Linked DNA regions of Mus musculus: region 1 is linked to region 2. Evidence: chromatin loops called from intact Hi-C (ENCODE). Cell type or tissue: left cerebral cortex. All regions are shown on one strand. Each heading gives the region's core, and the rest is flanking DNA. Links, peaks and the distances in the headings are about the cores only.

The links. Hi-C counts contacts between places; a loop is a spot of excess contacts. Peaks named below come from ENCODE experiments on the same cell type or tissue, not always from the same donor. Only the 100,000 strongest peaks of a DNase experiment are listed, where the experiment ranks them.
Region 1: it touches region 2 in a loop (4-fold over the local background); 1 of 42 quality-filtered maps calls a loop at or near these places.

The regions. Positions count from the first base shown.
Region 1 is chr10:70,386,727-70,402,579 of GRCm38, forward strand. No RefSeq gene overlaps it. Among named protein-coding and RNA genes, the nearest start is that of Fam13c, 46 kb to the right of the region's middle. In left cerebral cortex, for the core only: no CTCF peak of the experiment used is centred there; a DNase peak (open chromatin) is centred at 9,370; H3K27ac peaks cover 1,479 bases.
Region 2 is chr10:70,445,716-70,461,568 of GRCm38, forward strand. Fam13c (family with sequence similarity 13, member C) reads left to right here. Exons shown (of 14, transcript NM_024244.4): 2 at 3,043-3,099; 3 at 5,312-5,513. Among named protein-coding and RNA genes, the nearest start is that of Fam13c, 13 kb to the left of the region's middle. In left cerebral cortex, for the core only: no CTCF peak of the experiment used is centred there; a DNase peak (open chromatin) is centred at 10,380; H3K27ac peaks cover 1,165 bases.

The sequences.
Region 1 (15,853 bases), core at 7,522-11,521, 59 kb before region 2:
AACCAAAACTCAGATGGGCATGCCGGGCTGCTAGGGGTCAGGTCAATTAATTGTTCTGAAATAAAGGAGACAGAAGCCCCAAATAAAGAGAGAGTCTTTCCTTTCCGAAAGGGAAGAGACTGGCAGAAGGCTTTTCTGAGAAACTTTCCAGAGTTTCTCAGCATTAAATGAAGCTTCTCCAGGTGCTGTCCACATTTTGAGTGGCTCCGACAGAGATCAAACATCTCGTCTGCTCCTACACAAGCCTCTTGGCCTCAGACCACCCCAAGCCCTGCAGTTAGGGTGGGAAGAGGGAGGGCCAGGAAGAAGTGTTTGTTGTAATGGCTATTTAGTGCCTGTTAATGTCACCTTTTTGGTCAGTGGCCATTATCTGCTTTCTTTTTGTTTTTGTTTTTCAAGACAGGGTTTCTCTGTGTAGCCCTGGCTGTCCTGGAACTCACTTTCTAGACCAGGCTGGCCTCAAACTCAGAATGCCTTCCGAGTGCTGGGATTAAAGGCGAGTGCCACCACGCCCAGCCATTATCTGCTTTCTTGCTTCTATCTTAAGAGAGGGTGAGGTCATCTTTGGTGGCCACAAATGGGGCAGGAAGTAAAGTTTAAAAAAAGCTCTTTTTAAAAGTTCACCCTTTATGGAGGCACAGAGCCAGCTGAAAACCTTTAATGTTCTCAGTTCTTACGATAGCTGAAATGACATTGTAGACAGGACAGACAGCCAAGTTCATCAGTAAGGGGAGAGCTCATTTAATGTCATCCAATCATCCTAAACCGACTAAATTGTTTATAAAATTTATAGATTTAGACAAATGTATCTTCAAGATACTCCAGCATTATTAGTACACTTCACATTAAATATCAATTCTATTTTTCATTATAACTTTTAAAAGGGTGTCCCATTTATATTGGTTAGATTTTGGTGACTATGATAAAATACCAAGACACTTAACTTTAGTCAATTTAAGGAATAAAGATTGCATTTTGGCTTATGGTTCCAGAGGGATAGGGTCCATCATGGTGGGGACTGAATGACATGGCAGTTGTGGCAGGAACGGGCTGACTGAATTTCAGCCACACATAGGAAGCAGAGAGGACAAAACTGGAACATGGGAGGAGGCTATAAACCCTCAAAGGCCATCCCCAGTGATGCACTTCTTCCAGCAAGGCTCCACCTCCATCAGGTTCCACAGTTTAACCAAACAGCGCCACCTACTGGGGACCACCTGTTCCAACACATACGCCTATGGGGGACAGTCTTATTCAAACCACCACAGCATGCTTGTTGCCTTACGGGCAGTCTTTGCCCCTGTCTAACTGCCTGTCAGTCCCTTCCATTTTTGTAGCTTTCATATTAGGAAGATTTGGGCCACTACTGAGCTTTAAAAGCATGGCGACTATAGAATCAAGTGGTAGCCAAAGAAACAGGAGTATCAGAGGTGTGGCCCTGTCTTCTCTAGCTTTCTAGAATTCTCCCTAGGTCCAATATGCGCCTTGTTCCCAGGGAGAAGCAGTTTCCTCTCTCTCTCTCTCTCTCTCTCTCTCTCTCTCTCTCTCTCTCTCTCTCTCTCTTTGGTTTTTTGAGACAGGGCTTCTCTGTATAGCCCTGGCTGTCCTGGAACTCACTTTGTAGACCAGGCTGGCCTTGAACTCAGAAATCTGCCTGCCTCTGCCTCCCGAGTGCTGGGATTAAAGGTGTACGCCACCACGCCGGCTTGCTCTTTTCTTTTCTTCAGACTAAACCTAATTATTTTATGTGCATGGACATTTTTGCCTGCATGTATGACTGCATGCCACATGCTTTCCTGGTACCTGTGGAGGTCAGAAGAAGTTATTGAGTCCATAGGAATTGGAGTTACAGATGATTGCGAGTCACCATGTGGGTTCCAGGGATTGAACTTTGGTCCTCTGCATGAACCACTACTGAGTTATCTCTCCATCCCCAAAGACTTATTTTATCTTTAACATGTGTTGTCTGTGTGCCTGTGTATGGGTTTATGCACACAACTTCTGGGAATCTAGAGGTATCAGGTCCTTTGTCCTTGAGGTAGGTGCTCAGAATTGAACTTGGGTCCTCTGCAAGAACTGTATATGCTTTTAAGCAATGAGCCACTCCCAAGCCCACGCTGCTGCCTTCTGATTTCATAGAAAGTTGCTGGCTACATTGCATAATTAAAAAAAAATTTTTTTTGAGATAGAATCTTACCATGTACCCTAGATGCTTGAGACTCATCATATAGACCAAACTGGTCTTGAACTCAGAGAGTTCTACCTGCCTCTGCCTCCCATATGTTGGGCCTAGCTATAGGTGTAAAGGGAGCTGCTTTGGCTCCTAGCAGATAACACGCACACACTCACCCAGAAGCTATCTGGATTTGTGAATGAAACACATACACACACATGCCAGTTAATTTTAATGTGCCTTGACTAGCTCAAAGGCTGGGCAGTTCTAATCCTTCTGTCTGCTAGCAAACACTCCCCTCCAGTATTTCTGAGTTAACATCTGAGGCGGAACCTGGGGATTTGCATTTAAAATCTATATTTCATCTCTGCTACCCCAAACACAATTGGGGAAGTAGCCCCTGTGACCACTTTCCTTGATTCTTACATGTCCACATGCCTTTAGGTCTGGTCTTTCTTCTTCGCCGTCGTGGGGATATCTCTCTCTGTCTCTCTCTGTCTCTCTTTCTCTCCCTACTCCCCCACCCCACCCCCCGGTTTCCTCATCCTTGCAAATCCCCAGGTCCCACCCCAGTCTAACTGCCCAGCTACTGGTTGTATGACTATTCTTTTTTACCAATTAAATTCAGCTATGGGCAGAGACCCTCAGCATCTGGAAACAAGGCCATTGGGAACCGAATTGAATTGAGACAGCATTAGAACCAATCCCTAACACTAGCTGTAACACATTGACCTTTTTACGGGCCACCTTTCATTCTTTCATCTGCTCCTTCTGGCTGTGGCCTGTGAGAATTGAAGGATTTTGCTCCCCACCCCACCCCCACCAGACATATTCGGTAAAAAGGTTCCAGGAGAGAATTCTAGACGGAGCCTCTGGTGGCTAGAACTGGTTCAATTGCTTGCATCCTCTATTTCTGCCTGTGGATGCTCGCTTCTGGGACACGTTAGTTCCGTTGTGCAAATCCGGACGAGCCATTTGAAGAGCCACGTGACAACACAGAATATAGATTAATGTGCAAGAACCACCGAGCAGCTCTCTCATCCTAGAGAGCTAACAGAAGCTTTTTCAAAGGTCTCAGTAAAGTTTCTTCCTGCCACTTTGGAATAACAGAAGAATTCAAAGAATCCAAATGCTGTTTTAGAGGATAACCGGTCATGGTTCACCAGCTGGAGCTGCTATGTTCTTCCTGACTGTGGTGTGGTATCTCCACAAACACACAAGGAACTCGGCTGAAGGAGATCACCAGAGATCGCCAGCAAAGGAATGAATGTTCGTCACTTGCAGTGAGACCAGAAGCAGAACATGGAGGGAAGCAAAAGAGATTCCATTGTGGTATGTTTCATTTTTAGGTAACATCATTCCGCATGCACACATTCGTTAAATTATTCTATTTACTTTTCCATATGCTCGAAATATTCCTAAAAATCTAAAACCATGAGATGTTGGCCATTGCGTGTGGACCGTTTGTAAAAGCGAAGATTTAAAAATCTCTTAAAAAGCAATTACTAGTGTATTTTGTGCTGGGAACAGGCCATGCAGTGCACGTGGAGTTCGGAGGACAGCTTTAGGGAGGTGGCTCTCTCCTTCCATCATATGGATCCTGGGGATAGACTCAGGTCATTGGGGCACGGCAGGCAAGTGCCTTTTCAACTGAGCCATCACACCAGCCTCACGAAACAGAGATACCTTTTAGAACTACAAACAAGAAAACACGTTTCTCTCAAAAAATCCTGTGTTCTCTATTCATTAAGGAGGAAGAAACAAAACAAAACAAAACAAAAAGAATGTGTCCCTTTCCTCTGTGTGGCTGGAAGCTCAGAAGCAAATCTGAAGTGTAGTTGTTAATTGCTATTGCACCTGCTGGTGATTTGGAATCATCTAAGGGATACATCTGTGTGCAGATCAGTAAGGACCACCTGAGGGGAGGAGATCCTTTCCTGTTGGACAGAGTTTTCCAACTGGTGCCTTAGATATCAAGTTAAGCCGGGCGGTGGTGGCGAGCGCCTTTAATCCAGCACTTGGGAGGCAGAGGCAGGCAGATTTCTGAGTTCGAGGCCAGCCTGGTCTACAGAGTGAGTTCCAGGACAGCCAGGGTTATACAGAGAAACCTTGTCTTAAGAAACAAAACAAAACAAAACAAACAAACAACCCCTCCAATAAAAAATAAAAGAAAAGAAAAAGGAAAAAAAAGAAAAAGAAATCAAGTTGGGGGGTGGGGCATGTTACCTGCATACCTTCTGCTACTTGGAGATCACGCCTATGCCCTGTTGAGCTGAAACAATCCTTTGCTAATGTGACACTTCAGATTCTCTGGTGTTTCTGAAGAGCAAGAGCAGTATCTCTGTGGAACTCTTCCAGGACTTGAGCAGATTGGGTCCACAGAGAGTGAGCAACCTCTCCAGTGTAAGATGCCATTGTTGGACTATCTGGTCCTTATTGGGTAAATTCTCTGTCTGTCTCTGTCTCTATCTCTGTCTGTCTGCCTCTCTCTGTCTCACTTTTATACACACACACACACACACACACACACACACACACACGGGTTTCTCTAGAGAACCCTACCTAATGCAAGCAGGATGCTGCTTGATTTAGGGTTGCTGGAAGAGACACTATCACCAAGGCAACTCTTATAAAGGAAAACATTTAACTGGGCCTGGCTTACAGTTCAGAGGATTAGTTCGTTATCATCATGGTAGAAAGCGCTATGGCACACAGGTAGACATGATGCTGGAGAGGTAGCTGAAAGTTCTGCATCAGGATCCACAGATAGCAGGAACAGAGAGTGAGACAGTGGGTCTGGCTTGAGCACCTGAAACCTCAAAACCCACCCCTTAGTGATACACTTCCTCCCAAAAGACCACATCTACTGCAGCAAGGCCACACCTCCTAACAGTGCCACTCCCTATGAGCCTATGGGAGCCCTTTTCATTCAAACCACCACACTGCTTATCTGGGCTTTTCCTGAATTGGGCTTTCTAATATGATGTGCCTATATTTGTTTGTTCTATTTTCATGGTGTGATAAACTGTCTCGTGTTGTCAGGGGACAAACAGCTCTAAGTGAACACCTGAAGCTCATTTTTTTTTTTCTGATGTTCTCTTTTCCTCTCTGTTTACATAAACTCAGCATGCTCAGAGCCAGGCAGATGCCCATTTTCTTGCCCTTTGTGAAGCAATGTCTACTGAAGTGTCTGGCCCAGGGCAGGAATCATGTTGGTTTTGATCAAATGAATCAACAACCCGCAGACTCCTGCTGGACCAGATTCTGATGTGTGCACATTTTAGAGGTGTCCACTTTATCTTATTATAATGGTAAGTTTGGTAAATCTTGCCGACTCATTTTTGATAACCTAAAGTTATTTTTCTGTGAGTAAAATCACGGGGCATCAAAGGATGTTAGCATCCAATGGTTATCAGAATGTCTTTCTAATCCCTCTCCAAAAAAGCTTTTAGCAGTGTCTATGGCTACCAGCCATACGGGAGGGATCACTTTACCCTAGCATTAGCTGTGGTCTAGAAGTATTTTCTACTCTTTGGTTTTGCTATTTAATAGCAATGGATGGATAATTGTAGTTTGATGGGAGGTTAGTAATCGTGTTAGCTGCGGTTGCCTCGTGTTTCTTCTTAGTTCCTGCTATTCTCATGGTGGACTCACTGGTTTCTGTGATAGCTCAGCATTTCCAGCTTCATCGTACATCCTTCTCACTGAGTTTAACTCAGCCCTCACTCCCAACACCCGATGCAGTTCACCTTTGGAATCCACTGGGCTTCCTAGTTCCTCATAATTACCTTATAACTCATGAATATTCATGGAGATTCTTTGTCCTTCATTTCCTCATCTAGAAACCGGAAGTTACAATATGTACAACAATATGTAACAATATGTATGCCTGCTATAATGCAAATGTATGAAATACCAACACAGGGCACAAGGGAGGTGCCCAGTCTCTTTACACTGTAATCATCACCTAGGTGAGTTAATTTCCTAGTTTTGGGAAATAAGGAGTATTTTAAATGAATTATGGTTTTTCAGGGGCAGGGGGGTGTTGGTAACTGCTAGGATTAGTTAAGGTGGTGTTTTATGTGTCTCCCAAAGGTCATGACTAGAGACTAAGTGTTTTGCAGGTGACACTATTGGGATGTATTCTAGATTGATTGCTTTTCTGTTGCTAGGATAAAAACCATGGCCAAAAGCAACCTGAGGGAGGAACGAGTTTACTTCACCTGATAACAGTCCATCACTGATGAGATGAGGGGAGGAGCTAGAGGCAGGAAGCGAAGCAGAGGCCACAGGGGACTGCTGCTAACTAGCTTGCTCCTTCGGGCTTGCTCAGCCTGCTTTCTTATAACAACCAACACTACCAGCCCAGGGTGGTGCCATGCACAATGGGTTGGACCCTCCCCATCAATCACTAATTAAGAAGATGCTCTATAGGTCAGTCAGATGGTCCCCAAACTGAGATGCCCTCAGATAAGTCTGGACTGTTAAGCTGATGGCTGAGGCTGCCTAGGACAGAAGATAATGGAGACTTGTGGAGGCAGCCTTGTAGGAGGTTCTTTTGACGACTATGGTGTGTCCCTTTAAGAGGCAGTGAGGCCTGGCCAACCTTGTTATCTTCTCCTCTGGTCTCAGAGAGTCTGTCACTTGCCCCTGACATTTGCTGCCATGCCGTTCATACATTGGACACCACAAGGTGATACAGTCAGGGGCTAGCTCTTGATATGCCTTGCTATGCTGTTTGGACTTTGGACCCCTGAAACTGAAAACTTAAAAACAAAAAACAAAGTCTCTCTCTCTCTCTCTCTCTCTCTCTCTCTCTCTCTCTCTCAGTTAATTGCTTTGGGCATCTCTCATTGTAATAATGTAAAGCTTAATAATATGGTAGCCCCATTTTTGAAGCAAATATGGGTGTTATCTAGAGAGGTGAAAGAGGAAGGGACAGAGAAGAGCACAGATTCAGCTGGGTTCCAAACCACAGGCATTCTCAACCCTGATGTTTCCAGAACATTCTGTGGCTCTAATCCCTGGCTCTCCTAATGCCTAACCACCATGTTATTTCTCTATAAGAATATGTTTCTCATTTATCTGTCAAAGTCCCCAAGTTTTACAGGTTACAGTTCAGTCACTGAGCTCCTCTACATAGTCCCTCAGGTCTTATCTGCAAATGTTGTGGGAGGGAATTTTTACCTATCCTGGCATGGTCACTTCTATATTCTACACGAGGAAAGAAGTTCAGTTAGACAAAATTTCTTACCTAAGTCTCCCCCAAACAATAGTATGCAAAATCCAAGCCAGGGTGAGAATTTAATTCTTGTCTCAAACCCTGTGCCATTGCCATTATTGCTGGGGATGGGATACGGCCATACCCAGAACAGAGTCAGGATCTTACAAAGAAGAACAACCATTCTGCTTGGCTCAGATTGCAAAACTTCATCCCACACAGGCCCCTCAGCCTCCTCAAAGATCCTCTCCATGATGTTACTGTCATCATTACATTCAATGCCTTGTAGAGAAATGAGTTGTTTTACTGAATAGGGATTTCAAATAAAATGATTGTATTCTCCGAGTTTATGTGTTTTTTAAAATTATATGATTGATGGTATAAAGACTCTGGCTCAACAGTTAACTTTTCTTATCCACTCAGATCACTGGGAAGTAATGTCTGAACAGCACAATCATGTATAGTGTGAGAGTTACAATTCAATGTCATACCACATTCAAAGAAAGGATTGGTCTAGGGATGTTGAATGAGGTTAACTTCAGTTTCCAGAGTCTCACGGTTGAGGGGTCTTTTCTTATTCAAGACAATAAACCATTCTCAGAAGAGTAGAGAGATTGTGCTTAGCATTTTGGATTGCTATGAGAAATTCTTCAAAAAAATTCTGTGTGTGTGTGTGTGTGTGTGTGTGTCCCCGTGTGTGTATGGGCATGTTTGTGCTATGGTTCATTTGTAGAGGTTATTGGACAACCTCAAGTGACAGTTCTTGTTGTTCACCTTATCTGAGACTGGCTTTCCTGTTCTCCACTCTGCGTTGAGATGTCTGGTCTGCAGATTTATGGGAATGCTGTCTCTGACTCCCGCCTCAACCATAGGAGCTTTGTGGTTACAGGTGTGTACTCTGATGCCCAGCGGTACATATGTTGTGGGATTTGAACTCAGGTCTTCACACACTTGTGCAAGGAATGATTTACCCACTGAGCCACCTCACCCACCCAAGGGAAATCTTATTAATATAAGTAATATATGCACCCTTAGTGTGAACACATTGAGATGAAGGATGAGTCACAAGCTCATTTGTTTCCTGACTCAGACCACTTGCAACAGGACATGATTCCAAGGAAATGAAGGTTTTTATTCAAGAGTCACTTGATTTAGCTATTTTCATCCCTTCCTCCTCCAACAAACAAACAAACAAACAAACAAACAAACCCTAATAACAGTGCTTTAGGGAGTTAGAGTGATTAAAAATGACCATAAAGGCTGGAGAGATGGCTCAGTGGTTAAGATCACTGACTGCTCTTCCAGAGGTTCTGAGTTCAATTCCTGGCAACCACGTGGTTGCCGGCTCACAATCATCTGTAATGGGATCCTATGCCCTCTTCTGGTGTGTCTGAAGAAAGCAACAGTGTACTCATATACATTAAATTAATTAATTAATTAATTAAAAAACAAACAAAAGGGCTGGAGAGATGGCCCAGTGGTTTGGAACACTGGCTATTCTTCTAGAAAAGGGCCTAGGATCAATTCCTAGCACCCACATATGTTGCTCACAACTATCTATAACTCAAACTTGAAGGGCTTCTGCTCTTGTGGGCACCAGGCATGCTTGCAATACCTAGAAACACATCTGAACAAAGCACTCATCTGCATTAAAAAATAATTATCACCATGAGAATCTTCATCCCTAAATTACACAGCAGCAGAGGTTCTTTGTTGTGTTCACAACACACACACACACACACACACACAAAACTTGACAAAAATTTATTTCTGTAAAGAATAGCTATAGACAAAAGGCTTTAAAAAGAAGAACCGAGGGCTTATTGTAATAGATTACCATTGCTCATGCTATGATTCAGTCTTAACCCACGCACCGTTCAGAACCAGAAGTGTATTTTAAAGATTAGCTTGTCATAACACAAATGGAGTGGGCATATTAAAGCATCAAATTCCATTCCAACTGAGACTCACGAGAAGATGGGCTGAGTAATGAAATGTGCAGAGAACATTCTCTTCAGATGCTAATTCCCCAACAGCACCAAGAGAAGGAAAAACAGATTGCTGAGAAATGACATCTGCTCTTGGCTCCCTGTGTAGGAGATTGCTCGAAGGGCTCCTGATAGTTGGAGCATCTCTCCTTGTCCTTTTAATTTATCACCATTCTCAGCTTCTTATCAATCCAGGATTTAAAAAAAAAAAAAGTAACTCTGTCAATCAGGACAGTCATAAGTAATAATAATAATAATAATAATAAACAAAAAAACAAAACAGTCAAATGCTAAAGTAATTATGGCACACGCCTTTAATCCCAGCACTTGGGAGACAGAGGCAGGCAGACTTCTGAGTTCGAGGCCAGCCTGGTCTACAGAGTGAGTTCCAGGACAGCCAGGGCTACACAGAGAAACCCTGTCTAGAAAAACCAAAACCAAAACCAACCAAACAACAACAAAAAAAAGATTTATGTAACTGGAACTTTCAAGGGAAGACAGACTCAGTTTGTCTTAGGGTTTTATTGCTGAGAAGAGACACCATGACCATGGCAACTCTTATAAAAGAAAGCATTTAATTGGCATACAATTCAGAGGTTTAGTTCATTATCATAATGGAGGGAAAAAGGCTGCACACAGGCGAACACAATGCCAGAGAAGGAGCCGAGAGCTCCACAACCAGATCAGCAGGCAGTAGAAAGAGATATACACTAGGCCTGGCTTGAGCATCTGAAACCTCAAAGCCCACCCTACCCAGTGACGCACTTCCTCCAACTAGGCCACACCTATTCCAGCAAGGCCAAGCCTCCTAGTAGAACCACACCCTATGAGCGTTTGGGAGCCATTTTTCATTCAAACCACTGCAGATTGGTTCAGGAATTCAGAGAACACAGTGTGTTATGTAAGTATGGGTGGCAGTCATTTGGGTCTTACTTTCTTCCATGTTGGTCTCATTCTGAGGTAGGCTTTCTACGAAAGTAAGGACGTCGCCTGCGCTTTGTTTCTAGCGTGTACGTACGTATTTGAGAGTAAATGAGGAAGATCTCATGGGCTCTTTCCAAGCATATCCAAAGAAGCACTGTGACTCCTGTGCAAAGGCTTGGGTTGCATCCCCAAACCCACCGTGTTACTGAGGCTAAGGGGCTAGATTCCATTCATAGCGAGGCGTGGTGTGTCAACCAGAGTGGATGGGAGCAGGCCAAGTCAGCCCTCTGCAATGTACGCGGCCCAAAAGCAGGGGAGGAGAGCCATCTTTGAGATTATGAAAAGAGGAGAGGGCTAGGCAAATGCAATTGATGTAAACAATTGCAAAGTATTCCCCTGGTGCCCACAGCAGACATTTCTTTCTTAAGGCTTATGCTAATGGAGACAAAAAAGATCGTGGGGATCTCTGTGTCTCCTTGTAGCAATCTCTGTCCTGTTTCCATTTTGATCAAGCCTGTGGACTCCTTTGCTTGTCCCCTGTTGGTTTCATGACAGCTCATTCAGTCTACAAAGAATTCATTTTTTTTTCTAATCTGCCTGGGGTTTGTCCCATTCAGTTTGAGAGGAAAGAGTCTTAGCATCGAGTTAAGCAGGAAGAAAAAAAAAGGGCCTTACTGCTAATATATAACGGGATTTCAGATCCCATTTCCTTTGCTCAGAAAGTCTAACTCCATCATCTGAAGCACGTGGAAGAGAGTATATATATAAGAATCCCAATAGTGCTCCCTTTTATTTACAGTCTGGGGCTGCCAGAAGTGGCCTAATTCATATGGAATTGCATCTTAGATTTGAAAGAACTGTGTTATTTTAAGGAATATCAGAGCCTCAATACAAATCAGATCATTGGAAGAGATAATATCAAGAAAAACTTGGCTATACTCTTACTAAGAAGTTCCAGGGAGTTGACATTCTGGAGTCTGGAAACGGAAAACCCATTGGTACCTGCTTAGCACTTAGCCCGCGTTTTTTGATAGGAACCAGAAGTGAGCTGAGGTTCAGTTGTGTGTCTATTGAATCCCTGCTGGTTTAAATGCTGGGAACGGGGCTGAATTCACAATGAAGGAGGTAAGGCTTCTTACTCCTTTGGAAACCGAATAGAAAAACTTCACAGATTGAAATCCTTAACTTATTTTCGACACAGCCCCCAAGATTGTCACGTTCTATGCTCGCAGATGTCAAGTCCCGTTTCACAGAGTGAAGGGTAAATTGGCAAGGGCTGGCAGATTGCACTGAAAACCCCTTTTGAGCTGATCAAGGCCCAATCACTGGCATAACTCTGAGACGTGATTGGATGATGGCCGACTTTAACAACTGACTCACCCAGTGTGAGTCACCCTGCTGAGCTGTGCATTTTCCTGATGGTAAGGTATGAAAATCCTCTTGCTTGATGCAAATGGAAATGTCTGGCAGACTGACTCTACACCTAGTTTATATGCTAAATGGCAACTCTGCTACACCTGGGGAGTGTGCCAGGCTCCTGAAATCAAGACACAAGCAGAGACTGACTCTCAGCTGGCTTCTCCAGCTCCTTCGTCCTTCATGGCCTCCTCCCATCCCAATCAAGGTTTAAGATCTTCATAGGACATAGTGGTTCTGCCATTGGGTGACACCATCTGCTCTTAAAACATTCTTGACTTCCTTTCTCCCTTCTGTGTACGAAGCCAGTCAGTTTCCTAAATCTTTCCCCCACTGAGTCTTCAAAAATGGCAGATATAATTTGTATAAAGATGGAATAAAAATACCTTTGAACGACGGGCATAGTAGTTAACTGGGAGACACACAGCATCAATACATGAATTTATGGAGGCCAGATGGATCTCCGCACTGTTATTTTAAAAAGGCATCAGAGAGTAGAGTGCTCTAGCTCCGGATTACATTGTGTTCTCTGTTTTTCTATCATCTTTCTTGAAATATTATCCCCAAAGAAGGAAGAGCTAATGCACTTCTTTGTACATGACCATCTGTTAAGGTTTTCCAAAATTCACTTATTTTGGTTTTATGTATATGGATGTGTTGCCTGCATCTGTGTATGTGTGCCATGTGTTTGCAGGTGCTGCAGAGGCTAGAAGAGGGTGTCAGATCCCCTGCAACTGGAGTTGGGGGTGGCTATGAGCTGCCATGTGGATGCTGGGAACCAAACGTAGGTCCTCTGGAAGAGCAGTCAGTGCTCTTAACTATCAAGTCTCTCCAGCCCTGTTTTTGTTATTTATTTCTTTGGGGTGTTGTTGTTGTTGCTGTTTTATGTTGAGTAGCCATCTCTCTGTTTTCCCAGTTGTTTTTAACACAGACATCGCTTCCTACACTCAGTATATGTGAAAGACCCACAACGTGAGGACTCCCCCACGTTCTGACTCAGGAGAGGCGACACCCCAAAGTCACCCACAAGAAACGGTCTTGCTGCAAACTGCAAGAGGATTTTGATTCAAGAGCGCTCTCAGGCCCACGGTCATACACCACACAGGGGTAGAGGACCGTGGCGCCCCGAGTAGCTGGTTAAGGGGGTATTTAAAGGAAGAAACCACAACTCAAGGAAGTAGGGAGAGCGTTGTTGGAAAAAAAAAATACCAAAGATACCAGTTAAGAGTCACAAGGAAGTGCAAAGTCACATTGTTCAGGTTATCTCTGAAGACAGTTTCTAAGAGCCCCTAACAATAGCACATTCTTTGAATTAACACTCTTTGAACCCAGGAAGCGGGTGGGTGGAGGGATGTCACTTTCTGTTTTATGATTAGCATACCTTGGGTCATTGAGTCACAAAGGTCACATTTCCAAGCCTGGGCCTAAAGGCCTAGAATTTTGTTTTTACGTTTTCTACTTGTTAGTAGTTCTAATCTTTCATATGAACTTTGATGGTAACCAAGACCACACTTGGTCCCTAACACAGTCAACTGTGGGGTCTTTGCTATAGCTGGAAAAGAGGAAAGATCTCATGACTGGAAACAGAAGTGGGGAAATTCTGGATTTTTATGAGGGGGCTTTGTGTGTGTGTGTGTGTGTGTGTGTGTGTGTGTGTGTGTGTGTGTGTGTGTGAATGAATCTGTAGGCTTACAACCTGACTGTTCAGCACCACCAGAGCAAGGATGAGGAGCCTGTCTCCCTCAGGATTGCTTCTCAGCCACAAAAAAAAAGATCCAAGTTTATTTCTGCCTAGGTCAAGATCCCCAACTTGAATCTGTCAGGGTTGCTTCCAGATTCACTCATAAAAGCAACCATAAAGGTTGAAAGCAAATGATGGTAGGGATCTTGTCAGTTGGGATCAGTTGGAGCCGGTGACTTAAATCCTTGTACAACTGTTAAGGATTTCTGAAAAGCATTTCATTCCTTCCCCATGCAATGCTTTCTATCCTGTTCAGTTAAGGAGAGACCTAGACAGAAGTAGAAAGACATGTGCACTTGCGTGTGCACACATACAGCAAGAGAGAGAGAGAGAGAGAGAGAGAGAGAGAGAGAGAGAGAATCACACAATCACACAGAAACAGACACATTACAGAGACAGACAGACAGAAGAGGCAGACAGAGGGACAAACAGATTCCTAAGACACCAAGACAGCTTCCAGGAAGGAACAGATTCAGACTCACAGAACTGATAGATAGAAGACCAAAGACACTGGGCACATGAAGTCAATAATTCAAACTGGTACTCGCTCTTGGTTAAACAAGTCCAAGGGGAAGTGATTTTATTCCTCTCCTTAAAGGGTCACCGATGTATTATTGGTGACTTGGAGTCAATGACCAATCCTGTAATCCACACAGCCATGTAGTAAATATTTCAGAACTTATGAACTAGAGTGCCTGTTATAATTACTCAGCGATATCTGCAGGAAAAAGCTCCCTCAGCAACATTTAGACCAACGCATGTAGCTAGGTTCCAGCAAAATAGTATTCACGGATGCCTACATTTGAGTGCCATATATAGTTCTCTCATGCCCTATAAGATTCTTTTGTAACGTATTTGAAATGAATGAGATGCTCATGTTCCCCAGGAAGAGGTGACGGAAAGCATTCTACCATTGCCCTCTGGAGAGAAAATATTCCATTAAGAAACATTGAAAGCCAAAGGAGCAATCTCTAAATTGGTCTCCCCCCCCCCCCGTTACGTTTTCCCCATGTTGGGTGTTTGAGCCTCCGTCACGGCTACTGTCTGTTCAATCGATAGGATTGACAGCAGAATGAATTTGGTTTGCATATTAAATGGCTTCCCACTAGGTTTTATATGGTGGCTACCTCATGGTTTCTCCTCAGGGACTTTTTAAACTGTAGTGAATTGATGAGACCCACAAGAGAGAGCATTGATTAATATGGCAAATGAGAAGTAAAAGCTCACAGTTAGACAGCACATCAAATAGAACTTATCCAGGGGGAGGGGTGGGCTCTGATTGATGGCCATGATTTAAGTACCAAAGGCTGCATCTAAAGAGGAAGATAAAATATGGCAGGATCTCAAAATCCCACTTACCAGACAAGTTGATGTCAAATCTTCCTTGTCATCCTTGGGAGCATTCTCTTCTGTTAATGGCTGTTTACTCTCGTCTGTGTATCAACTAGTCCGTGCATCTATCGTTATCTGTTTGATTCACCTATGGATATCTTTGGATAGAAATGGATGTAGGCATAAATATCTACAGAGACACAAATAATGATAGACAGACATCCTATACATTAGCAGTTATTCTCTCTCTGCTTGGAAACTGATGTGGAAGCCATAGAATGGGAAGCTGTGTGAACTTTTGCATGAGTATCCATTCATAGTAAAGGAAGCTATGAGCATTGAGACTCTTCATGAATTAGTACAGGGACACAAATGTACACTAAATAGTTCAGATAATCCAGTGTGCTATTCTGAAGTCAAATCTGTATGCACAGCCCAAGCGATTAAAAACCCTATACTTAGCATTGCTCACAAACAATTATTGCTTGTAGGTCACCAAATTGGTCTAAGTGAACATAACTGAAAGACACTCACAAGAAATGATACACAAGTCACCTTCAAGTTTGAACCCTGATATCTTCTGTCCCTGGAGCTGCATACTTTAGCTGAAATCTGTCGTTACAATGCCCTCACGTGGACCACAAGAAGTTCAAGTGCTGAGTCAGAAGGAGAAGTGCTGAGTCAGAAGGAGCTTTTCGATTAAAAAAAAAAAAAGTCAATCTCCTTGATCTTCCTGCCATGCTTGAGATTTACTGAGGTGCAGGCATTGTGTCAGCTTCTCCAGTTTAATCCCCATAAAGTGAGAACAAGTTCCTCTGTTTTCTTTTGTTGCTGACTTGGAGAACTTGCAGTTTCATTTTTCTTCTGACTTGATTTGTCGGGCTGCGCTGGCAGTTTTCAGATGGTTAGGTCTGCCTGTGAGCCTACGTTCCTCTGGAGAAAAGGCCCTAAGGCCAGGAAGTTGACCAGGGCTGTCTGTGTGACACTGTGGCGGTTCCAAGTGAAGATGGGTCGAAGCTGGAGAGGCACTTACACACCTAATAAGAAGAGCCACACCT
Region 2 (15,853 bases), core at 7,955-11,954:
TTCCTCGTCCGTATCTTCTAGTCTTTTCCCTCTTGTGGATCTTCTCTAGTTTCCCAACCTCCACCCTACCCACTCCTACACAAATACACTCAGACAAAAGCCAGGATCCTCATCTGCAGTGTCTGCTTTTGTGAGCCTATATAATACTTTTCAGTTTTGAGAACCTACAAGGGAAATCAGAAAACGGATGGGCTCTTAAGCTTCCGTTCAGCACTCCAGGGTTGTAAGAGAACCCTGTGCTCCGTCAGGAAGCCTCTTGGTCTGACTTGATGGCCTTCCAGACATGGAGAGCCAAGCTCATAGCTCTGCATGGCAGAATCCAGTTTCATAAGTGGGCTGGTATTGTCCTTTTGTAAGGCCCTCCTGGGCGAGGACAGAAATGAGGTGCTGATTGAGTGAGGGTCCATGGTCCCCTAGGAGAGCAACTGAGAATTTTCTACCCCATGAAAAGAGCAGAGATGGGCTCTGAGGTCTGTGATTTTCACTGCTGGGCCAAGGATCTTGAGCTTGTGTGTCCTGAGTGCCAATTGGCCATTGGTTAGGAGATATTTCTCCTCTACTAATTTGGTCCAGCCTTCATGGCACACCAAGCACCTACCCCTCTCTGTAGGTTCTGGTGCTGAATTTCCATCTTCAGGCCGTCATGGTTGGAGGAGAAAACAGCAACTCACAGAAGGTAGAGACACATTACCACCCAGGTAGCATTGCTGAACTCAGGGCTGGGACTGTGGGTTAAACCCTAGTTCTTAGAACTGAGGTCTCTAGGTTTCTATATTCTGTGACTTCTACTTTATTCTTGGAAAACACTGTCCTTCACTTTCCAGAGCCTACACCACTGAGCTGTGTCTGAACACCAATGACGAGTGAGAACACAAAAACTTAGGAACTTAATTGCTCTTTTTCGTGAGATAAATAAAATGGGGTGGTTGGTTGGTAACCAAACACTTGAGAGAGCAAAGAAGTTTAGATTATTCAGTCAAAAAAATGAGCATTTTGTTAACTTGGCCAACTTTATTTTATTGCCAGAGGAACAGAATATTCTGTTAGATAAAGAGGGTTCAAGTCTGTAGGTGGCCTTTGTATAATTCACTACAAAAGCCGTAATTTAAAAAGAGGCTGTAAGGGAAGGGAACGGGCGATTTCTCCAGTTAATTTTGTGGGCTAATTATACAGCATTTCCAGTGATGAATATATAAATATGCCATTGAATGTAGCATAAGCACTGTATTGTATTTGCACATATGTGTTTGTTTTACATTTGCCTACTCACTCCACAGAATTTCTCAGAACAGGATCCAGTTCTCTCTAAAATCTTGTATACTTTAGAAATAATGTTTCTTTGAGTGTAGATACGTCTAACTTGAGTATAGGTATGTCTAACTTGTCTGAATCAAGAATAGAAAGAAGGGAAGAGGGCATTCACACGTAATATCTTTAATAGGAATTTGATATTGCTGTCACACATTTACCTTGGTGGATTGGACATTCAAGCAAAATGAATAGGTTGTTCCTTAACCCTAGAAAATGTAAGACACATTGGTTCAACGTTTCATCTTGCTGTGGCAAGATAACTTGACAGAAGCAACTTAGGGAAGGATTTATTTTAGCTCACAGTCTGAGGGGATGGTCAGTCCATCATGGTGGGCAAGGCACAAGGCAGGGGCTTGAGGAGGTTGCCCACATTGCATCTAGTCAGGAAGCCACAAGAGATGAGCCCCTGGCATGGCGCTGTCCACAATCAGGCCGGGTCTTTCCACATCAAGTAACATAATCTAGAAACTCCCCACTATCAACTCTCACAAAAGGCAAACTGAGCGCCTGGGAAGCAGTCAAAGGCTTAATAAACACTCATCTTTATAGTTGTTTAAACTGCTCAGTTATTCTGCCTAGGGAGCAAAGTCGTTCTAAAACCAAGGATTCTTCGAGCATCCTCTGGAAGCAATGCTATGCTTGGGAGTCATGGTGGTGTCTCTAGAAAAAGAATTGTAGTTGTTTTATAAGTATAGTTGTGTCCACAGATGCTTCATGCAATAAGAAACCAACTCAAAGCATCCCAGAGGCACAAAAGCCATCAGAACCTAAGGATGAAGAGTAATCATTTATACCTGTTCCTGGTACCTCCTGGCTTTGGCCAGTGAAAGGTGAACATGAATGGCGATGGGAAACTGTTCCAGGGTGGGGCTGGGCGGGGCAGGGTGGGGCTGGGAAAAGGAATAAAGGCTTTCTCCTACTTAGGGAGAACAACACTCTCACTCTAGATTCCCCTGGGGAGTTGGAGACACCAGGGATTTTTTTTTTTTTCAACGTGGAAGAGCCAAGCCTTTTTCATCTGGCTAATTAGGAAGTCTTGTGGAAAAAAAAAAAAAAAAGATAAAGTCCAAGGCCAGTGGTTGCTGTTGTAGCTTGGGGAAACGGACAGAGTGCCTGATACAGAGGGTTGTGGGCTCTCTTTTGAGAGCCCTCCTCTTAGTGCCTGGTATTCCCCTGGTGGGAGCACACCTTGGCATTAGTGAGGTCCTGTTAGTTTAGTCCAGGCTGTTCTTAACCCGTGGGTCGGGACCCCTTGGGTGGGGGGCTGACTGACTCTTTCCCAGGGGTCCCATATCAGATATCCTGTATATCAGATATTTGCAATTTGATTCATAACAGTAGCCACATTACAGTTATGAAGAAGCAACAAAATAAGTTTATGGTTGGGGGCCAGAACAGCATGAAGAACTGTATTTAAAGGGTCGCAGCGTTGGGAAGGTTGAGAACCGTTTGCTTAGACTACGGAGCTGTGGAGGTGAAAGTGAAAAGTTACCGCTGGTTCAAAGTTTTTAGCTCAGGAGCTTTGGTGTGTACGTCTTTATTGTATTGTTGCCCGGTCGACATGATGACTCTAAGCTGAATGCTGTTCTGTTTGTCTTTGGAGAGACAGTGGTGAGGATCATTGCGTTTTATTATTTTTCCACGCTAGCCTTGACACAGTTATAGACTTCTTCGTTGCTTGTACGGCAGTAGGCGTTTGTATCTGACAAGCCATTCTCCCTTTTGCCTCAGGTGTGACGAAGATACAGTCTCTGTACATGAAGACGAAGACGACTGCTCTGGGCTCAGGTATATCTCAACCTTGGTTCTGATCTGTGAGAAAAAGAGACCACCTGGATCTGGCATCCCGGTTTTTGAATCCAAACATCCTCTCTCTGAGGTTCTTTCTCCTCAGGGAAGTTTCCCGCTTGTCAGCTTTGAGATCCTCAGAAGAGAGCCTTGTATTGGAAACGTCTCCGTTAAATTCGATAACATGCCCTTCGTTATTCACCACATTGAACGTGTCAGACTTTGTTATCGAGGGTTTCAGATTCCTACCAGAATGAGGAAGAAACGTTCCTGTAAAAGATGCTGTTCATTTCTTTCTTTGGAAAGAACACGCGTAGCTGCTTAGCGTTCCTAGGACAAGCCGTACACTTAACTAGAGTGGATTCAGTTCTCAGCCCTGGCTGGGAATGTCCAAAGCCTTTGGTGATATAGTAAAAAGTTATCAGTTGAATCACCAGTTGTTATTTCCCCCAGCTACTAACCCACTTGTTGGATGTCCCACCGGAGAGACTCCACTTTAACTGTTTTGAATACATTTATTCACGCCCCTTGCTCTCTGCCCTCAACCCACGCTCAGGACCACCAATCCTGGCGTTGCTCCGCCCCCTTGCCTCCCTTCCCCCCTCCCGCAGCTTCGTGAGTTTAGTCTTCACCAGTAGGAAGGTGTGTGGGGTGGGGCTGGGGACCCTTCCTTGCTGGGGCTTCTCTCTCTGGCTTTATGTGTGTGAGCAGCATGGGGTGTCAGGGGAGGGAACTGCTGCTTCCTATTTCACCTTACCAGAGCGTTGTTTTGGGTGCACATATGAAAACATCTGGGAAGCAGCCGCTCTCAGCGAATCGCCACACAGTTATCCGATACTGATCATCTAAGGCGAAAAACCCTATTTATACCGTCATTTAGTTATGGCTGCCGTTACTTGTATTGCCTAGCAATATGGAAAACAAACGGCGTAGAGGTTTAAGAGGGGGAAATGAATTCAGAGACCATTACCTTTTGGGTATGCACTATATGGAGTTTGACGGTTGACAGAAAACTTACAAGAGCTATCCCTACCAGAACCTAGTAGGATGTGTGCATGTGAGACTGGGGATTGAACCTGGGACCTTGACTATGTAAGACATTTACTCTGCCTCTAAGCCATATCTCTAGCTCCCATCTTCCATTCTTTTATTTTTTGTTTTGAGTTGCGGCTAAGTTTCCCCAGGCTGGCCTTGAGCTTTTGATCTTCTAAAATAGCTGGGATGGCAGACCCGTGTCTCTCAGTAACTCAGCCTTGCGGGAGCCCACACATCGGGATCTTCTATGTTGGGTCTAAGGCATTGCTCAAACGCCTGGTGAGGGAAAATTTATCACTTGACTTAAAAATTGCCTGGGTGACTTGCCTCCTCTCCGAACAGATCCATGTGGCAAACTATCTTTGCCAATGGATCTGCTACAGCCTAAGAGACTGACACCTGTTCGATCATTCTGGGAGTGTTTGAGTTGGTCTGTCCGCTACACGCGCCTGCTGTTTAACCACTGCGTTTTAGAATCTTAATCTATAAATTTGGGATTTTAGGATGTAACCTGAAGGTCTCACCTTGTGAGGGAAATAGGATCCCCTTGGGAGCAAACTGTTTTCAAGAGAAGACCAGGAAGAAAGAGTGATATGAAGAATGAAATTCATGGGGGCTGTCCTCAGTTCGCCTGGGTTCAGTTCTCCCTACATGAAACAGGCATGATGGTACATGTGTGTAGTCCTAGCATTTGATGGGTGTAGGAGGAAGGACAGGAACTGAAGTAACACAAACCAAAAGCAAAGCAAAACAAACAAACAAACAAATACAACAAAACTCAAGAAACAAAACAAACAAGGATGACATTCAATTTTTTTTTATTTTATTTATTTATTTTTTTGATACAGCGTTTCTCTGTGTAGCCCTGGCTGTCCTGGAATTCACTCTGTAGACCAGGCTGGCCTAGAACTCAAATCCACCTGCTTCTCAAGTGCTGGGATTAAAGGCGTGCGCGCCACCACTGCCCGGCTAGTTTTTTTTGTTTTGTTTTGTTTGTTTTTGTTTTTGTTTTTGTTTTTTTTTAAGTCTATAATATTGCCTGTACCTGAGCTCCCTTTGAAAAAACAGCCTGGTGAATTCCAGCAGCTCATTTGAAAACAGGTTTATTCTGTTTAGGTGTATTCTAAATTGGTCTTTTTTTTTTTTTTCTTTTTTTCTTTTTTTCTTTTTCCTGCAGAGATGAAGACAATAAAGAGAATTACCCCCAGGTGGCAGCTCGCTTAGATGAGCTCGCCCTGCCCTCCCACGAGGCTCAGCAGCATGTAGAACAGACCCTGCCTGTGGATGGAGTGCTGAGAACCAGTATGGGCAACTTCAAGTCCCGAAAGCCCAAATCCATCCTCAGAGCCGAGAGTGGTCGGAACCACGGAGAAAGCCAGGTACAGCTTCACTATCCGATCTCGGCCATGGGGAGGCCTCCGTGGTGCAAGGGCACAGCCTGCCTAGTGGGGGTGCTGCAAAGTTAGCGCATATGTGGTCTGAGATGTAGCAATACCGTCTTTAGGGACTGGGTACTCCGAGAAAGCTAATATTTTGTGGCATCCTTCCAAACTGGCATCTTTCCTCTCTCTCATCTCCCCCCACTCCCCCTTTCTTTCTAAGGTAGGGTCTTACGTAGGCGGGTATGAATGCCATACGTAGCTGAAGCTGACCTGCTAATACTCCTGCCTTTGCCTCCACCCACCAAGGATTACAGATGCGCAGTTTGTGTGGTACTGGGGTATCAAACCGAGGGCTTCATGTATGATAGGCAAGCATCCTACCAACTGAGCTCTACCCTCAGCTCCGAACTGGCGGCCTTGAATAGGAGATTTCCATCGGAAGTTACACTATGCTCCTTGGAGAGGGCTTGGCACTCATGCAGGATGATGTAGCCTTTGTATAGAACTGGGGATTCCACTCAGTGTACTAGGAGTCCCCCGTTGATCTCAAGCCATTCTCCTTAGCTAAAGAGGAGCCTCTTTGTGTGATCAGCTATGCATGTATGTTTGTTGTGTTGTATTTGTATGTAGCATTTGGTTTTCTGAAGTCAACTATTATTAAAATGGATGATGAAGAAAGCATCTTACCTAGTACTTTGCTAATAAGTTTATATATATACATATATATATATACACATATATATGCTTATTTATTTATTTGTTTGTTTATTAGACAGGCGTTTCCTATGTAACTCAGGCTGGCCCCAAACTTGCTAGCCTCCTGCCTCAGCCCCAGATGACAGTGCTGGATGACAGATGTGTATCATCACTACACTACTCTGATATTTTATATGTTTAAAATTTTTCTAGTTGTCTAGAAATGCAGCAAAGAAAACAATCTTTTAGTCAAACAGTCCCTGATAATTTATGTTCTTAGAAGATATTTAATAAACAGGACCTATCACAATCTCACTGGGAAGTCACATTTCCCATCCTGAGATTACATTTGTAATGTACCAAACATAACCTTTGGGGCATGGCAAATATTAGGTTTGACCTGATAACATCACCTAAAAAATAATGCAGGAGACCCAAGGCATGGTAGGTTAATTCCATGTTAGTGTTAAGTCTGGTCCAGGTTGCAGACTGTCACCAGGTGATCTTCCGGTCAGAACAGCCCTGGCTAGGTGGCTTATTTGACCTGATTGTTTGTGCATTTTTAGTTTTTATGATTTTGGCATTTTGACCTCTTAGGTGTTTCATTTTTCAGCGACTCATAAATATTGGTTGCTTTGTGAAGGTGAGAGATAATTATCTTAAGCTTCCACTGTTATTGTGGAGAGAGTCAGGCATGTGAAACATCCCTGGTTTCTAATAAGCCTGAGACTCTAAATCCACTGCACCCTCTCTGTAGAGGAGGGTTCTGGTGGGGATGCAGGTTCCAAATGGATTGGTTCTGGGGTGGGGATCTGATCTGATCATGTCCCAGGGGACTGCCTGTGACACTTCAGGGTGACCAGCCGCTCCTCTCAGAATGCCTTCCTTCTTGCTGTTCTCTAGTGTGGCCTCAAAGAGATGACACTGTCATCACTTGTAATAAGGTGGCAATGGGGCGCGGAATTCCCAGCCTATTGCTGAAGGTTACAGGAGCGAGGCGAGCTGGCTGAGAGCTCCCTGTAATTCTGCACTGCAGTCCTGGTTGGAAGGTAGACCTCCCAGTAGAAGCTAAGTGGCCTATTCTGATTCAGTGAGCTTCGTTCTCAGAGGCAATGCCTTAGGCAAAACCGATTTTCCCCAATTCTGTGTCCTGCTTAAAGGGAATACCGTGTATGATTGAAGATCTACAAATAGCCCCATTGCTGTGAAAACATGCAAATGTAGGGATATGGATGGGGTAGGCACGGATATGGGGTAGAGGGGACGAGGTATCGCTTTCAAGTGTTTCTTTTAGTTCACATAAGCACCTTGCACTAAATTGTGAGGGGTTACCAATAGGTGAAAGTGACAGAGGAAATGTGTATGATTTCAAAAAAAATAGCAAAGTGCTAAACCAGAGGTTCTCAACCTGTGGGTCTTGACCCCCTGCAGAGTTGAACAACCCTTCACAGGGGTGGCTCACAGCTATTGGAAAACACAGATATTTATATTACTGTTCATAGCAGCAAAATTACACTTATGAAGTAGCAGCAAAAATAATTGTATGGTTGTGTGTATGTGGTGTCACACAACATGAGGAACTGTATTAGGAAGATTGAGAACCACTGTGTTAAAGGAGAAGCCATGATGAAATCTTCCTGATTGGCCCATTGGGTCTTTAACTCTTGTTCCTCCTATTCTTGGGTTGGCTGTCGTGAAGCCGTGACCTTTTCATTAAAGTTTTTTTTTTTTTTTTTTTTTTTTAAATCCTGCTTCCACTCCACTGATGACATCAGGGTATACCCTAGGTACTGGCTTTTCTTTGTCATGTCAAGGGCTTAACGTATCTTGTTCTTCACGATGAAGGCGCTTGAGGTTGTTCTTGGTTAAAGACCCAAACCAGCCCTAACACTAACACTAAGATGGAGATTAAGTACACTTGAGATTAAGTAGGATCCCAAGCCGACTCTGGGCGACCAACAGCTGCCTACAGGTGACAGAAACGGAAGAAGGAGCTGTGACAGACTGACTCCCAGTCATTTTGAAATCTGAAAGGTCTGAGCATCCGTCATACCAGCAATGCAAACAGATAATAAAATAAATTTGTCCAAAATTAGAAAGAGTACCTTTGTAGGATGGCAATTAAGGCTGTGTTCAAAGGAGATAGGCAGTCTAAGTTCTGAGCTTTATAAAAATGGGTGGTTATAGTTCTTACATGGGAAACAATACCTTAATCTATAGCCTGATCCTAGAAAACAGTTCTAAGAATATCAGAAAAGCAAAGGTCTGTATTTTTATTAAGCTCTGTAGGCCATCTGCCTTGCTTTTAGCTAGGATATAATTGGGAAAGAATCTATTATGCAACCAGCATTTTATCTGCATTGTTATATTTGAGATATGAAGTTTGTTTTATCAGAACAGGCCACATAGTCCCACTGGGAATGTGGCCTCTAATGAAATGTGAGCTAACAGTGTACCTCCCCATCTGAAAACCAGTGGCTTTGGTAACTTAGGTTCAAATGAAAAAGGCTACAGACAGGCTTACACAAGAACCATGATCACCCCTGACACTTAGCACTGGCTAGTAGCGTGTAAAGCCCCACTGTGACTTGGATAAACATAGACTGGGTCATTCCATAAGGGTTTGGGTTGCAAGGTAAATGTGACATTTACGCGGTTCATCTTACAGGGTTATAGAGAGTTCTTGGTGTAAGACTAGTGGATTCTTTGGAAGGGGGCTGGACCTGAGCCTCCTTTGTAGCAGTAAACTCTGCCTGTTACAGGCTTTCCCCCAAAACACCTGCGAAAACCCACAAGTGTCAGCTTCTTAAATTTAAAAGCGTTGTCTTGGAAGCTGTAGAGCGCTCCTGTAGGGCTATGGTTGCAGCTGGTTCGGAGTTTTCTGTTCATAAAGTTAGAATGCACAGCCTTAAAGTTGCCCATCAGTTCGATCCTAACCAGTGTTAGTCTTAAGAGAAAGGAGGCCCCCCGCAGTTATAGACAGTGTGGCTTCATTCCCCTACTTTTCTTGCTTTCTCTTAATAAACTCCATATTCAGAAATAGCAGGTCCCATCTGATAGGCCAGGTTCAGCAACCTTTCTTCCCTCTTGACCTTGGCCTCATCCATGAGAAGGAAAGTACAGTAAGAAAATCTGGAGGTTGTCTTTGTGTTTGAAGGTTCCAGGTTTGCATCCCACTAAAACAATTTAAAGAGGGAGGAACTTAGGCAGACTTAATGATAGAGGACCAGGAACCTTGGAGAGAATGCAAGACTACATTCTAAGATGCTAAAGTGTTTGAGATTTGAATGTTTCTTTGAGCCACAGTTTTCCTTTATGCTTGCTTATTGTACTGGCTGGTTTTGTGTGTCAACTTGACACAAGCTGGAGTTGTCACAGAGAAAGGAGCCTCCCTTGAGGAAATGCCTCTATGAGATCCAGCTGTAAGGCATTTTCTCAACTAGTGATCAAGCGGGGAGGGCCCAGCTCATTGTGGGTGGTGCCATCCCTGGGCTGGTAGTCCTGGATTCTATAAGAAAATAAGTTGAACAAGTCAGGGGAAGCAATCCAGTAAGCAGCACCCTCCATGGCCTCTGCATCAGCTCCTGCCTCCAGGTTCCTACTCTGTGTGAGTTCCAGTCCTGACTTCCTTTGGTGATGAACAGCAGCATGGAAGTGTAAGCCGAATAAACCCTTTCCTCCCCAACTTGCTTCTTGGGCATGATGTTTTGTGCAGCAATAGAAACCCTGACTAAGACACATATCCTTTTATCTCTTAGACCATAAGCTATGTGGGAAAACATGGCAAGGGACCCCTATTGAGTGGTCCCTTGAAAAGCCAGGGTAACTGTTAGTAAAATTCTTTGATATGGTGGAAGTCAGAGCAAGGTGTGCTCTTCCTAAAGCCTGGTCCGGCTAGAACCCAGGGACAGATTGTCCCTGTTTAGAGTGTCAAATCCAATAAGCAAACACTCTACCCAAGGAGGGGAACTGACTCAAGGCATGAATCATCTCTCTGCGTGTTTTGTGAAAGATTACAAGCTTCTGTTTTGAGTGCTGTAGAAGTCAGAACATCTGTCCCCCACAACCTGAAGTGGGAAGATGAGGTTTGGATGGTAGAAGCAACTTCCTGTGTTGGCGCTCCAAGCTGTCCAGAGGGCATTCATTCTTAGTGTTGGAAGATGAAGTCTTGTCTTCCTCACGTCTCACCATCTGGCACTAGGCTGCACCCCACCCGTATGGCCTCCCCTCTGGTGGCTATTTTAACAGAAGACAAAAAGTAGCAGGCTCGAAGGAGAGCTTTTCCGCAGTTGAGCTATGGACTGCCAGCCTCCCGCTAACCCACTTCCTTGGGGAGACCAGCTGTTTGGTCTGGCATATATAAGCACCGGGTTTCTTCCATTTGGCTGTAGTTAGGTATGTTAAGAGGCTGGCACACGATCCAGGTCTATTTGTGATTTTTTTTTTCCGTTTTCATCCTTCTGCAGAAAGAAAGAAAAAAAAAAAACCCTGTAAATACTTTGAGTCAAACTAACCTATTAAATATTTACTGTCTTTCTCTTTTTAGTAGACATAGTTCTTACTGGGATTGACACTAAATTAAGAGAAAGATAGTTTTCATTCTGTGCCGCTGTCTCCTGCCACCATAAACAACTAAGATGTCGTCTTAGGGTTTTACTGCTGTGAAAAGACACCATGACCAAGGCAAGTCTTATAAGGACATTTCATTGGAGCTAGCTTACAAGTTCACAGGTTCAGTTCATTATCATCAAGGCAGGAACATGGCAGCATCCAGGTAGGCATGGGGCTGGCAGAGCTGAGAGTTCTACATCTTCATCTGAAGACTGCTAGCAGAATGCTGGCTTCTAGGCAGCTAGGATGAGGGGCTTACAGCCCACATTCACAGTGACACACTTCCTCCAACAAGGCCACACCCACTTCAGCGAGGCTACGCCCACTCCAACAGGGCCACACCTCCAAATAGTGCCACTCCCTGGGCCAAGCATATCCAAACCATCACAGATGCTATTGCGGTTTATGGATCTACCTTGAATGCGGTTCTTTTTCTTCCTTCCTGAGTCAGTTGAGAACATGGACACACTGTGGTTCCCGCACTTGTTTGGGTCATTGATTTCACTCACAGCTTCTGTTAGCCGACCTCTCACGTATGATTTCTCAGCACCGTGTAGATATTTTACTTCAATTCCTGCCATGGTATAGGTTTCTGTAAGATCTTCCCCGGTCAGAAAGAAAAGTGGACCATTGATTTCTTAGTGTTCTTTCTTACAAGAGGAAAGCAGAGTAATGATCCAGCGGATGGAGTGGAGTCCTGGTGAGTTGAACATCTTTGGAAGTGAGGTCAGTAGGGTTAGCATTCAACTTCTCTGGTATCCTACCATGGCCCCTCAGCTTCAGAAGTTAATCTTTTGATTAACAACCCACTAAGTGATGAATGAAACGGATGAAATGTATTTTTAGAAAGGAATCTGGGATGTCTATAAAGTAATTTTATCACTTTGGCATTTATTTTATTTTATTTTTTACTTTGTGTTTAGTTATTTTAGCTATTTAGTTAGCTATTGGGTTCTTACACTGCTACCTCCCTTCCAACCCTTATTCCACCCTGATCCCTTACAACCCCCCCCAGCACTAGGTAGGAGAGAGAGGAGGTTAGAGGAGAACCAACAAAACAGACTCCCTGCTGAGTAAGGGTTTTGGGTTCCTTGGGAACAAGTCCAAACTTTGTCATCAGGATATCAAACTCCTTCTTGTCTCTTTGCTCATGAACACTTGACAAACTACAGTAACAGGAACCAGGAGCAGCAGACGCCACAGGCTCTCTCAGGGTTCTCCCATTTATGCTCTCTCCAGAGCCCCCAGAATAAAACTCTCTGCAGCTGGCAAAGATCACGTCCCTGCTCGTGCACGAGGCAAATCATAATCACCTGCTGTGAAGCAGCCTCTTATCCCACACCGGGGATTATAATAGAGATATTCACATAACTTGGTTTTTAGAGAAGCCAAAATTCTAACTACATCACTTTTTCCGAATAGACAAATGCATTATGCTGGATGGCGTGAACCCTCAAACTGTGGGTCAAAATAAGCTCTTCCTTCTGTGGCTCCTATCCCGTGTTTTATCACAACAACAATATCACCTGGTCAAAGAAGGAGCAGATACAGGAGTGGATGGATGTGGGCTCCCACGCCTCCGTAGTCATTGGCTTTCTGTGTGACTTAGGGAATCAAAGTCACTCCCTTATGTGCCTTTTCTATTTTCATAAGATGAAGATGATCAAATTTCTCTTAAGAGGTTTTTGAGGATTAGACGGTATGAGACCAAGCTCAGTGCTTGAGCACTTGTTTAATACCCAGAAAGCCTTGGGGTCCATCCCTACAAGTTAAAAATAAAACAGGTAACGATAAAAACCTACATGCTCAGCAACTTTTAGGAGTGGGGTACAAGTAGTTTATAGGATGTGTTATTACCATTTGGATGAGTATATATTAAACCTAAGTAGACGAATACCCTGACTTAAAGTAGACTGCTAACCGAACCAACAATCTGGAGCTTTAGTGATGTAAACCCACAAAGATGCACTTCTCCCGTATGCCGTGTAGCCTTGGTTGATTGATGGGAGGGCCCTGTTCACTGAAGTTAGTCAAGAAGCTCTGTTTAGAAAAACTGAGCACTTCCGGTTTTGAGTCTCAGAGAAATCAGGATCTGGAGGTTATTATGCTAAGCACTCGAAGTCCCACGGCTACAGGGCTACACTGAGCTTGTGTTCTCTCCTAATTAATTATCCAGAGCTGGTCATGTGCTAGCCTGCTAATTACAACCCTGCAATGCACTGGACCAGGAAGAAATGCTCTACACAGTGCTGTGGGGGACAGGGTATGACTGATGGCCAATGGCACAAATGACTGTCACGTTGTTTATTCAGAAGAGCGTCTAACCCAAGGAACACTATATTAGTTGGCCCTTTCCTCTTCTTCTGGTCCTTCAAAATACTGAAGTATTAATGATGTTAATGGCAAAGACCAGAAGAGAAAAGAGCAGTAATCAGCGTGGTTGTCATGTTATATTATTGAAGCGGGAGCTCAGGTTTCCTGCAGCATTCCATCAATTAAGCGCTCCCTTTATTCTGAGGAACAAGAAAAGGAGGTCTAGTTTTAAATACTCCCCATGGCCAAGTGAAACGTCAGAGCCCACGAATCTTGCTGTTTTATTTAGAGGGCAAAGAAAGAGTAGTCTTTCTAACTAGGTGCATGGCAACTAACCTTTGGATTGGGGACAGCTGTGAGGTGTGTCACAACTTGGAAGCATTCTAAAACGTGATATAAAAAGACTTCTAATAGGACGATTTGACCATCTGTATATCTGTGTAACATGGGAGCTGCGCTCCTACTTATCAACAATCCGCACCCTCCCGTGCTTAGTGACATTGTCAAGAACAGACCTTCATTCTTTTGACAAGATAGAAGATGGTTTAGTAAGTGCTGACACAGACTGTTCTGGAGCTAGGAGGAAAAGATGTTTAGAAAGTCTGGACAGCAGAAAAATAATGAGCTGACATTTTGGGTAACTAAGAATTGCCACTCTAAATGTTGTCAACTCTGGTTAGGTCGGACGGTGAGATTATGTCCATTGCAAGCCTGCAGTTTGGAGCTCTGCTTTTCAGCAAGGTATAGTTGCCAGATTAAATATAGACTGGCCTACTAAATTTAAATTTCAGATTAGTAATATTTTTAGAATAAAAGTGGTCTAAATATTATATGTTACTTAATTAAACTACTTAGCATAAACTCAAGGTTTTTCTGAAACGTAAATTCCTATATTTTATTGGCTAACTCTGGTGAACCTATCAGGAGTGACCATGCTACCTCTTCCTAGGGCACATTTGTACAATTGTACCTCTGCCACTCCAGACCTGTCAGAAGTTAGAATTTTCTTAGCAGGAATTGGAGAGATAGCTCAGTGGTTAAGAGCACTTGCTGCTCTTGCAGAGGACCCAGCATTAGATCCTAGCACCTATATGGTGCAGCTCACAATCACCCGGAACACCAGCTTCAGTAGATTTTACCGGCCTCTTCTGGCCTCTGGGGGTGCTGCACTCATATGCACATGCACATAAAATTAAACCTTTAAATAGTTTTTGTATACCTTTTGAGGATAAAGGTGATTTAATAAGGGGACTGTGTTAGGGTTTTATTGCTGTGAACAGACATCATGGCCAAGGCAACTCTTAAAAAGACAAACATTTAGTTGGGGATAGATTATAGTTTCAGAGCTTCAATCCATTATCATCATGGTGGGAAGCAAGGCATCATGCAGGCAGACATGGTGTTGGAGAAGTTTAGAGTTCTACATCTTGAGCTGAAGGCAAACAGGAGAAGACTGGCTTCTGGAGGCAGCCAGGAGGAGGCTCTCTCCACATTGGATGGAACCTGAGCATAGGAGCCTCAAAGCCTACCCTCATAGTGCCACACTTCCTCCAGCAAGGCCACACCTCCTCCAATAATGCCACACCTCCTAATAGTGCCACTCCCATGGGCCAAGCATATTTAAGCCACCACAGGGACACAATAGTTTGTGGAAATCAAGATTTGTTCCAGTATTTGTTTTCTGTCTAGAGTTTAAATCATATAAATACCCAGAGGAAAGTTGCTGACAGTCCGGATGAGGAGGTACCTAGAAGGGTTGAAACTCTTTACCCAGAGTTTTTGGACTATTACAGGCTCTGCCTTGCCTGGGTAGTGGCCATGATAACACAATAAGAAGTCTGTCTGTCTGTCTGTCTGTCTATCTATCTATCATCTGTGTGTATATATGTATGTATCACCTATCTGTGTATCTATATCTATCTATGTATCTATCATCTCTGTATCTATCATCTATTTATCTTATCATATCATATCATATCCATCCATCCATCCATTTTTTATTAAGAAGGCTGACTTCAACGAGCTACTTCTGTATTAAAATCATAAAAAGTGACACACTTTCTGCCACTGAAAAATAGTACCATGTTCTGTGCTCTAATCCTATTGAAGATATGCAGCCAGCCCAATCTTGCTGGTTTGGAATCTTGCAGCTTTTTACTGAGGCTTGTGTTGCATGCATACTCACACATGAGGACCACTGAACTCTAGTACCGTGTCCCATAGCTGCCTCTGGCATGGCTATCTTATCGATCCTCTGTGGTCATGGTTAGACTTGGCTTTCTCATCCAACAGGTCTTGACTTTGTCTGCAGAGAACGTTCTTGTCCCCCACGAACCTCCCAACTCCATGGCTTGATAAGCTGCAGTCACTAGAAATAGAGCATGGGGGCTGGAGGCTTGCCTTCCTCACCGTGCTGAGTAGTCGCACTGTTAGAATTGCTGGCTGGGTAATGGCAGGGGCCAGGGAAAGTTACTGCAGCCAAAGCTCACTCAGGTATCTGATTTGAGGGATGTTTAGCTGCAACTAACATTCAACCCCAGCAGGAAACTAAGGGTTAGAGCTAAGTCAGTCAACCAGCATGGCCTAAGCGTTATAGTTGACCCGTTCCCTTCACTGTCTTCCTGGTCTCTGTTTAGTTTGCACATTTATGAGAAAAAATGTGACGTGTATCCCTCTGTGTGGTTTATTTCATTTAACATGGTATTTTTCGGCTTCGT